2 separate regions of the Homo sapiens genome follow, and region 2 is linked to region 1. A link is an interaction called in ENCODE POLR2A ChIA-PET data of the cell type or tissue named here. Cell type or tissue: MCF 10A. All regions are shown on one strand. Each heading gives the region's core, and the rest is flanking DNA. Links, peaks and the distances in the headings are about the cores only. Region 1 has its middle 73 kb from the start of VGLL4. Region 2 overlaps VGLL4 (vestigial like family member 4).

Region 1 (4,397 bases), core at 211-4,210:
TCTAAGGGGGACAAATAAAAATCAAGTCTGAACTTTCTGAGCAGACTACCAATTCCCAACATTTTTCAACACTGTTGTCAGCACAAATAAAAATGAGGCCAGGCACGGTGGCTCACACCTGTAATCCCAGCACTTTGGGAGGCCAAGGCAGGTGGATCGCTTGAGGCCAGAGGTTCGAGTCCAGACTGGCCTACATGGTGAAATCCCATTTCTACTAAAAATACAAAAAATAAAATAAAATAAATAAATAAAAATACAAAAAAAAAAAGAAAAAAATGAACCATGTTTTTCTTTCTCATTTTAGGATATTATGAATCTCTCTCTCTTCATTTTCAAGACCGCAGCCTTATACAGCAAGGCATATGAAATAACAGAAACTCTTTGGCATTTTTAGTTTCCTCTGGATATGCTTGCTCTTGCATTTATTTGAAGACTTAAAATTTGAATACTTATGTGAATAGTTAGTATTTCCTATTCACAAGTGCTAAAGCGACACATATTCTTAGGGACCTATTACTCCCAAGAATAAAAGATGAATTTGGGCTGGGCGCAGTGGCTCACGCCTGTAACCCCAGCAGTTTGGGAGGCTGAGGCGGGCGGATCACGAGGTCAGGAGATCGAGACCATCCTGGCTAACACAGTGAAACCCCGTCTCTATTAAAAATACAAAAAATTAGCCAGGCACGGTGGCGGGCGCCTGTAGTCCCAGCTACTCGAGAGGCTGAGGCAGGAGAATGGCGTGAACTCGGGAGGCGGAGCTTGCAGTGAGCCGAGATCGCGCCGCTGCACTCCAGCCTGGGTGACAGAGCGAGACTCCGTCTCAAAAAAAAAAAAAAAAAAGATGAATTTGCATCACAGCCCAAGTTAGCAAGCTTCCCAGAACAGCCCAGGTCTAACTCTCCATTGTTCCAAAATAAAATCTCAGCCCTCAGCCTATTAAAGCCACATAAAGTCATCTAATTAATGACACAGTGCAACATTAGGTAGCACTGTAGTTATTACCATCAGTAAATATTATTGGTTCTTTTTTTTATTTTTTGAGATGGAGCCTTGATCTGTCGCCTAGGCTGGAGTGCAATGGTGCGATCTCAGCTCACTGCAACCTCCACTTTCCGGGTTCAAGCAATTCTCCTGATTCAGCCTCCCTAGTAGTTGGGATCACAGGTGCCCACCACCATGCCCAGCTAATTTTTGTATTTTTAGTAGAGACGGGGTTTCACCATGTTGGCCAGGCTGGTCTCAAACTCCTGACCTCAGGTGATCCACCTGCCTCGGCCTCCCAAAGTGCTGGGATTATAGGTGTGAGCCACCGGGCCCGGCCCAGTTCTTGTTATTCATAGTAGTTGTGTTCTGTAAAATCTCTGTGAACATTGAATTAGTGGATATTGAACCAGTGTTCCTAGGGGAAATGAGAGTGAGATTCCTTCCGGCTTCTGGTCACATTTTTGCAAACTGATCAATACACAACCTTGTTTTACGTATGTTTCTGTTTAAAGACACCTTATTTAATACCTATTGTTGATTCATTAATGTTGAACTCAAGGCCAACAGCACCGTAACTCAAGCCTGAATGAAGCTCATCTAACATGTATATTTTCTCCATGAGGCTCATCACAGCCTTCTTGGCTGAGGAACATTAGACAGCATTTTAGCACCATACTTACGGGCCACTGTAAATAGCAAAATCCCCAATAAAAAGCACAAAAATGGGCAGGGTGCAGTGGCTCACACCTGTAATCCCAGCACTTTGGGAGGCCGAGGCAGGCAGATCACGAGGTCAGGAGTTCAAGACCAGCTTGGCCAACATGGTGAAGCCCCGTATCTACTAAAAATACAAAAATTAGCCAGGTGTGGTGGTGGGTGCCTGTAATCCCAGCTACTCGGGAGGCTGAGGCAGGAGAATCACTTGAAACCGGAAGGTGGAAGTTGCAGTGAGCTGAGATCGCGCCACTGCACTCCAGCCTGGGCAACAAGAGTGAAACTCTGTCTCAAAAAAAAAAAAAAAAAAGCACAAAAATATATAAAAACATGTTACTAAATAGACTGCAAAAAGCACACTTGTTTACAGCATGAGAGCTCAAACAAGAAGGCAGGGTAGTGCCTTGTCTGAGCTCTACTGGGAACATGTGCATTGGGAGGCTCAAATTTTTCCCCATACTGCACATGTCCACAAATGTCGAAGAAAGTGTCAGAGGCATTGATTTGGGGCTTACAAATAAATTTTAGTGAGTAGACAAATTTATAAACATGGAACCACGAAAAATGAGGATCGACTATATCTGGCTATTAGACCTGAGGCATGAGACACAGAAAGTACATTCTACAAAGTTTTCTCTCTTTGCAAAAGTGCTATTATTCTGTATTTCAAGAAGGTATAATTGTTCTGGTTTTAGCACCTCCTACATTCCTTTTCCTACCTTGGCAGTTTGTATCTGCCAAATCTTGCATCAAGATTTTGCAATCTAGTTCTTATGATACTGGGTTTTTTTTTGCGGGGGGGTGGTTTATGTGGACAGATCCTAAATGCTACAGATTAGCAGCATTCACTTTACTCTTCTATTAAACACCCACCCATAGCTTCATTAACTTTAGGTGAGTTCCCTGAAAGAAGCACAAATGAGCCTCAGTTAACATACCTCGAAGAAATTTCTTAACTCACACACACAAAAAACTTTCTCTTTCACCAGGTTCTCATAGCTGCAACAGCTCATCTCACACAAGCAATAAGCAGACACATTGGTATGTTAAAATCACCACACCAAAACAAGAAGGCAATACCCTGCCTTCTTGTTTGAGCTCTCATGCTGTAAACAACTGTGCTTTTTGCAGTCTATTTAGTAACATGTTTTTATATATTTTTGTGCTTTTTTTTTTTTTGAGACGGAGTTTCACAATTTCAGTGACGTTAAAATTTTCCCGTGTATTTTATTTTTCCTTCCTGAGCTTACAACTTTTAGTACTTTTGTTAGGTCATGTTCAAAGTTACAAAACAACTTTTATTGTTAACCTACTCATTATTTTACTAAGGCAAATTAAAAGCTGCACAGCAAAACTCTCCAAGACAGATACCTAGAAGAGACACGAAATAAACTCTCCCTTTGGATTTGTTTTGGCAACCACCAGAGACTGGTAACAGGGCTGCCTCCATAAGGAGTTAAGAGGAATTTCCCACTACAGATTTTTTTTTTTTTTTTTTTTTTTTGGTACAGTTGGGAGCCGGGAGTCTCTCTGTTGTCCAGGCTGGTCTGGAACTCCTGGCCTCAAGCGATCCTCTTATCTCAGCCTCCCAAAGTTCTGGGATTACATAGGTGAAACACCGCGCCCGGCCCAGAACATTTAAAAGTGAAAGTTTTTACATAATTATCATGTCTGTAAGAAGTGTTAAAATCTTCAGATAAAGTCATAATTTTAAATCAGTTGGGGGATAGCAGTAACAACTGTGTTTATGTAGCTCTTTCAAAGCTTCAAAGAATTTATAAATAACACAAAATACTTTCAAAGCACATTATTCTCTGTAATTCCTGAAACTCTGTGATGTATTGGAACTAATATTACCACCCTTTTACAAAGGAAAATAAGATACAAAGTTTGAGTACGAGTAACATTTCTGGTCATAAATCTAGTCAGTGACACTGATAGGACTAGAACTCAAGTCTCCAGAAATAATAACCCAGAGCTGTTTTTACTACAACATTCACAGTTTTGGAATGTAGTCCATAGTTATTTATAGCAGAATTATCTTCTTAATTGTATTGTGTTTTGGTCAACATAAAAATTAGTTTGCATTCACTTCCAAATGGAAAGCAAAGGCAGGCTGCCCAGAAGTGTGAAAAAACGGTGGCCGGGGAAATTAGCCTGGGATTAAAATTTTGCCAAAGTTAAACAACGAATTGAAGGGTTTACATCATTTCCACCGTGGGGGAGATGACTTTTCAGGCCAGATGTAACAGGAAATACAAGAAAAAATTCAAAACTGTCTTGAGTGTAAGACAAGAAACTTCTGAATCAAGTATTTCTAAATCCTTTATTTAAATTGAGAGCATTGGGACTTAGAGATAATAAATAACTTGTCCCAAGATCACACCACAGGGACAGCTTTACTGCTCCGACCCCAAAGGTCTCCTTAAACTGCCCACTCTACTCCCTCCCAGTCATGCGCAGACTCTTCATTAGATGCAAGCAGGAAACAATGAACAGTACAAGTCCGTGGACTCAGCGAGTAGAGAAAGAGTTAAAGTTTGGTATGCTAACATGGTATGCAAAACTGACCTTCAAATCCTAATAGGCAAATTAATTTTTTTTTTGTCTTTGACTATTTAGAGGAAACAACTGCCAGACTCCTTCTGAGTAGAGGTAGGCTTGGGTATAGAACAAGATATTAAAACTCCACAAACTGG
Region 2 (4,397 bases), core at 290-4,289, 78 kb before region 1:
AGCCTTTAAGCAAATTGTTTATTAATGCAGCAGGAAAGTCGCTGTTCAGGCCCTAAGTAAGCTATGTATCTCCGGAAGTGTCCCCCATGTTGCATTCTCCAAAACTGTGCAGAATTTTCTCCTAGTTTTCCATTACACCAAGGATGGTGGGAGGGCTTCAACAGGTGATGAAGAATGTGAACAAAATACTAACTGAAAAAAAAGTTCTTCCCAAAGTATCACCAACTCTGTTTAATAAACAGTGGAGCTACAGATGAATGAGAAGGGAAGCTGGGACATATATTATCTGTATATAATGTCTGTATATCCCACAGCCAAGAGTTCTCACACTCAAAGAGACGCTGGCTTCACATGGAGAAAACAACCTCTCAGGATGTGTGCACTACTTTAAAAGATCTCACAAAAAAGATACAAAAGAAGGCATACAGGCATCTCCCTATACAGGGTAAAAAAAAAAAAAAAGCTAGAATTTGTTTAGAATTAGACACATGGTAGTAAAGGTATAAAGAAAAGCAAGTTACAACTGTGGTGAACTCTTGGGGCTGGGAGGGATCTGATCAAAAGATAATACCTGGAAGGGGCGATTTACTATTTCTTGACCTGGCCATAGTCACCGGGTTGTTCATTTCTCTAACCATAAAATACACATTTTTATACACTTTTCTGTATGTATATTTCATTATAAAACATGTTGAGAGATCGATCCCTAATACATTTCTTAGTAGAGTATAGGCATTCCATAAATGTTTAATAACAGAATGGATAACAAAATGGTACTAGTACTAAGTTTTCTCTAATCACTTACTAGATATATTTCAGTTTGTCATGTTTACAGACTTCTTTGCAAACAAAAGAGTGAAATATTAAGAGTTTGGAACGATCCTATGCATAGCAACACATTAAAGAGGACTTTTAAGAATAGATTCTCTATTTCATTTAGAGTAAATAAACATTCTTTCAACTAGTCATGATTCACATTGATAGGATTAAAACATTCTATACATAATACCTTGAAATTAAAACAATCAACAGAATTAAACAACAATGCAGAAAAGGCAAGACAGCAAAGCAAAGTGACAAAAATAATTCCTTCGAACTTACAGAACATGTAACATTCAGAAAGGAAAGGAGAGCAAATGAAGAAAGCAAAATCATTTTCAGGTCCTGCTTTTAAAAATAAGCAACCACGGTTAGGATTTTGTTGTGGAGTTGGGGGGTGGGAAATGACACATGAGTTCATTAAAAAATAAAAGACGGAGAGAAAACTGTTTTGGAATACAATGCAGAGCAAGTCTTAAAAAACAGTTGCCATGAGCTTCAATGTGCAATAATAAATACCACTAAATAGAAACCGCCACTGAATAAACGTCAGATACTTTGAGATGACAAAGATCGCCAGAAACATTCCCTGGTCCGACTGTTTTTATATATTTGTGTACATGCGTAAGTGCTAAATCTGGATCTAATTTCTTCCTGAAAAAATCCAGTTTTCTGCAACATCCTCACAGTCAGGGAGAACTAAGCTATATTGAGAAGTTTGGAATCTCCTCACGTGCCAAGGAGGATTGCTTTCTATCTTTACCGCATGTTTTAAAAAATCTTCACAGCAACACATCCAGGCACCCTAGGAATACAAGGCCACGCAGACAATAGGGAACGGAGGAAGGAGGGAGGAAGACAAACCTGGCCTCCAGAAGGAGCCAAGTGTAGGCTCCAAGAGATAAACAGCCAAGTACAATAATCTTTCGAGAAGCGGGCTGAGAAACAAGGGTGGGAGCTGGAAGGAAGGGTATAATCACACCTTCCTTCACAAACTGTAATTAGGAGAAAGACACCAGCCAGGCCAGCTCTCTCGCAGAGCTCCTGGGCTCACCTGGGCATGTTTTACTAACCAAGCTCCTCCTAGTTTCTTTCTCTCTCTCTCTGTCTCCCCCTTCCTCCCTAACCCCCACTGGCCCCCACTCCCTATCCTTTCCTGCAAGTAAAAAGCTAAAGTAAAATGACTTTCCACAGCAAAACAGTTACAGATGTTCTACCTCGGAATACATCCCAGATCAAGAGCTCGTCACTTGATATGCAGGGCTGGGGACCAGGAGAGGGTACGAAATGGCCCTGCGCTGTGGCCTTTTCACCTACCCAAGCCTCCTAAGTTTCCTGAAGGTTCTGAGCTCATTAGACAAAGAACAATGAAGCCAGGACTCCACTCAACCGCTGGTGGTTAGACTGGTGGAAAACAAAAGATCACAGGGTCTCACTGAACTCAGCAACTCTCCAGTGTGCGTCTTCCCTTCCATTCCAGAAAATTAATTTAAAAGTTGCCCGTGATGAAACAAGGGATAACTGTGCCTAAAACAATGAACCGTTCTAAAGCTTGAAGTCGGAATAATTCGCTCTTAAGCTTTGAGAGGATCACACTATGCAATGTATTCCTACTTTCTCCCAATATAAATCACGCTATTAAATTAAAAGGAGAGAATTCTTCCACCAAATTACACACTAATGGCTCTTAACCCATAATTAAAGTATCGCTACCAGCAGTGTAAAGCCCCAGCCAGCCAGGGCTCAGACCCAGGTCTCAGCCCCAGGGATGATGTCAGTGCAGCGACAGCGATCTTGAGGAAAGCCCGTGGTCTAACCTGTCCCTGTCCCTGCTCCCTGGGGACTGGCTCTGGAGCTGGCATCCACGCAGGCCTCCTCCTCTGCACAGGCAGACAAAAGGAAAGCAAGCCCAGTGCCAGAGCAGCACGAAGAGCACCTTCCAGCGAGGCCGGTCACTCAGAGGTGTCTCACCTACCCTTTCCCCAACATCACAACAGCCTCGGAATTTGGACCAGCAACTGGCTTCAGAGCAAGGAGAAGTGGGAGAGGCTCCACTGTGTGCTGTAATCCAGGGTGTTATCCCCGTGCTAGGCCGTGAGGGCACCCAGGACGGGGCATGACCCTAACATCACGGAGCTAATGAGGAGATAAGACATGAAATAAGCCCGGCGCGGTGGCTCACACCTGTAATCCCAGCACTTTGGAAGGCCAAGGCGGGCGGATTACCTGAGATCAGGAGTTTGAGACCAGCCTGGCCAACATGGTGAAACCCTACCTCTACCAAAAATACAAAAATTAGCTGGTCATGGTGCAGGGCACCTACTGTAATCCCAGCTACTAGTGAGGCTGAGGCAGGAAAATCACTTGAACCCGGGAGGCAGAGGTTGCAGTGAGTGGAGATGGCGCCACTGCACTCTAGTCTGGGCGACAGAGCAAGACTCCGTCTCAAAAGAAAAAAAAAAGACATGAAATAATTCTGGAGAGGCAGCACGGCATAGAAGATTCATAGAAGAGTCAAAACTCAATTCAATCCTGCCACAAACTTTCTAAATAAACTAAATCAACTCTCTGAAAAACAGAGTTTCCCTCTCTGAGCCTCACTTTCCTTGGTGAAAACAAGGCAAAGGTATTAGATGATGTCTGAGGCCCTGGATAGCTCTGCAATAATTAGATAGAGAATACAAGGCAGTATATAATCAAGTATTAAATTATACAGGAGCAACTACAGCTGCCATTGAGAGCTTGCACTGATTTTTTTTTGAGTCAGCCTTCATTCTAAACCACTTCCTGAAAGCCCACTCAGACCCTGTGCTAGGATTCAGGGATGCAGCGGTCACCAAGACAGAATGCTCTGCCTTCACGAGGCTTTCGCCAGTCTAGTAAGGTATTCTCAGGTGTTCAGAGGAGGGAAAAAATGAGGGCTGGGGTTGGCCTATGACCTTTGCATGGAGACAGAGGCAAAACTGGGCTTCAAGTGGGTATCATCTGAGCATTCAGTGGGGTGATGGACGCAGTGGTTAATTGCTGAGTACGGTAGTAATAAGCCATGAGGTTCTGAACACATAGCACAAGCCCAGTTCTACTAATCCGCTCATCATTAGTGAAGGGAATTAGTTAGCTTCCAGAAGTCAGCCAGACTTCGATTCTTCCGGCCCTCTCCCTAACGTCTCCTTCTCCCACCCCAAACCTGCTAATTGTGGTTAACTTTTTCCCTTTATTCTTTTCAGTTATTCTTGCAGACAACTATGGTGGAGGGCAGGAGCCAGGAAGCAGTTACCAAGGAGGGAGTCCACATCTAAGCAATATGGAGTCAGTCAGGAAGGAAGACCTTGTATGCTACAAGGTAAACGGCTAAAAAGATCGATTTGCGTATTAAGTCACAAGAGAGGTTTAAGAAAGACAGTACAGGCTGAGTGCGGTGGCTCATGCCTGTAATCCCAGCACTTTGGGAGGCTGAGGTGGGTGGATCACCTGAGGTCAGGAGTTTGAAACCAGCCTGCCCAACATGGTGAAACCCATCTCTATTAAAAATACAAAAATGGGCCGGGCATGGTGGCAGGCACCTGTAATCCCAGCTA

The links. ChIA-PET counts read pairs that join two places held together with the same protein. Peaks named below come from ENCODE experiments on the same cell type or tissue, not always from the same donor. Only the 100,000 strongest peaks of a DNase experiment are listed, where the experiment ranks them.
Region 2: POLR2A ChIA-PET joins it to region 1 with 10 read pairs; 5 of 35 experiments call an interaction of 5 or more read pairs at or near these places.

What each region holds. Positions count from the first base shown.
Region 1 is chr3:11,714,313-11,718,709 of GRCh38, forward strand. It overlaps a transcript of VGLL4 not described here. Among named protein-coding and RNA genes, the nearest start is that of VGLL4, 73 kb to the left of the region's middle. In MCF 10A, for the core only: no CTCF peak of the experiment used is centred there; DNase peaks (open chromatin) are centred at 2,479 and 2,699.
Region 2 is chr3:11,636,610-11,641,006 of GRCh38, forward strand. All of the region lies in intron 1 of VGLL4 (vestigial like family member 4), which reads right to left. Among named protein-coding and RNA genes, the nearest start is that of VGLL4, 5.1 kb to the right of the region's middle. RefSeq lists an enhancer at 2,394-3,345. In MCF 10A, for the core only: no CTCF peak of the experiment used is centred there; no DNase peak of the experiment used is centred there.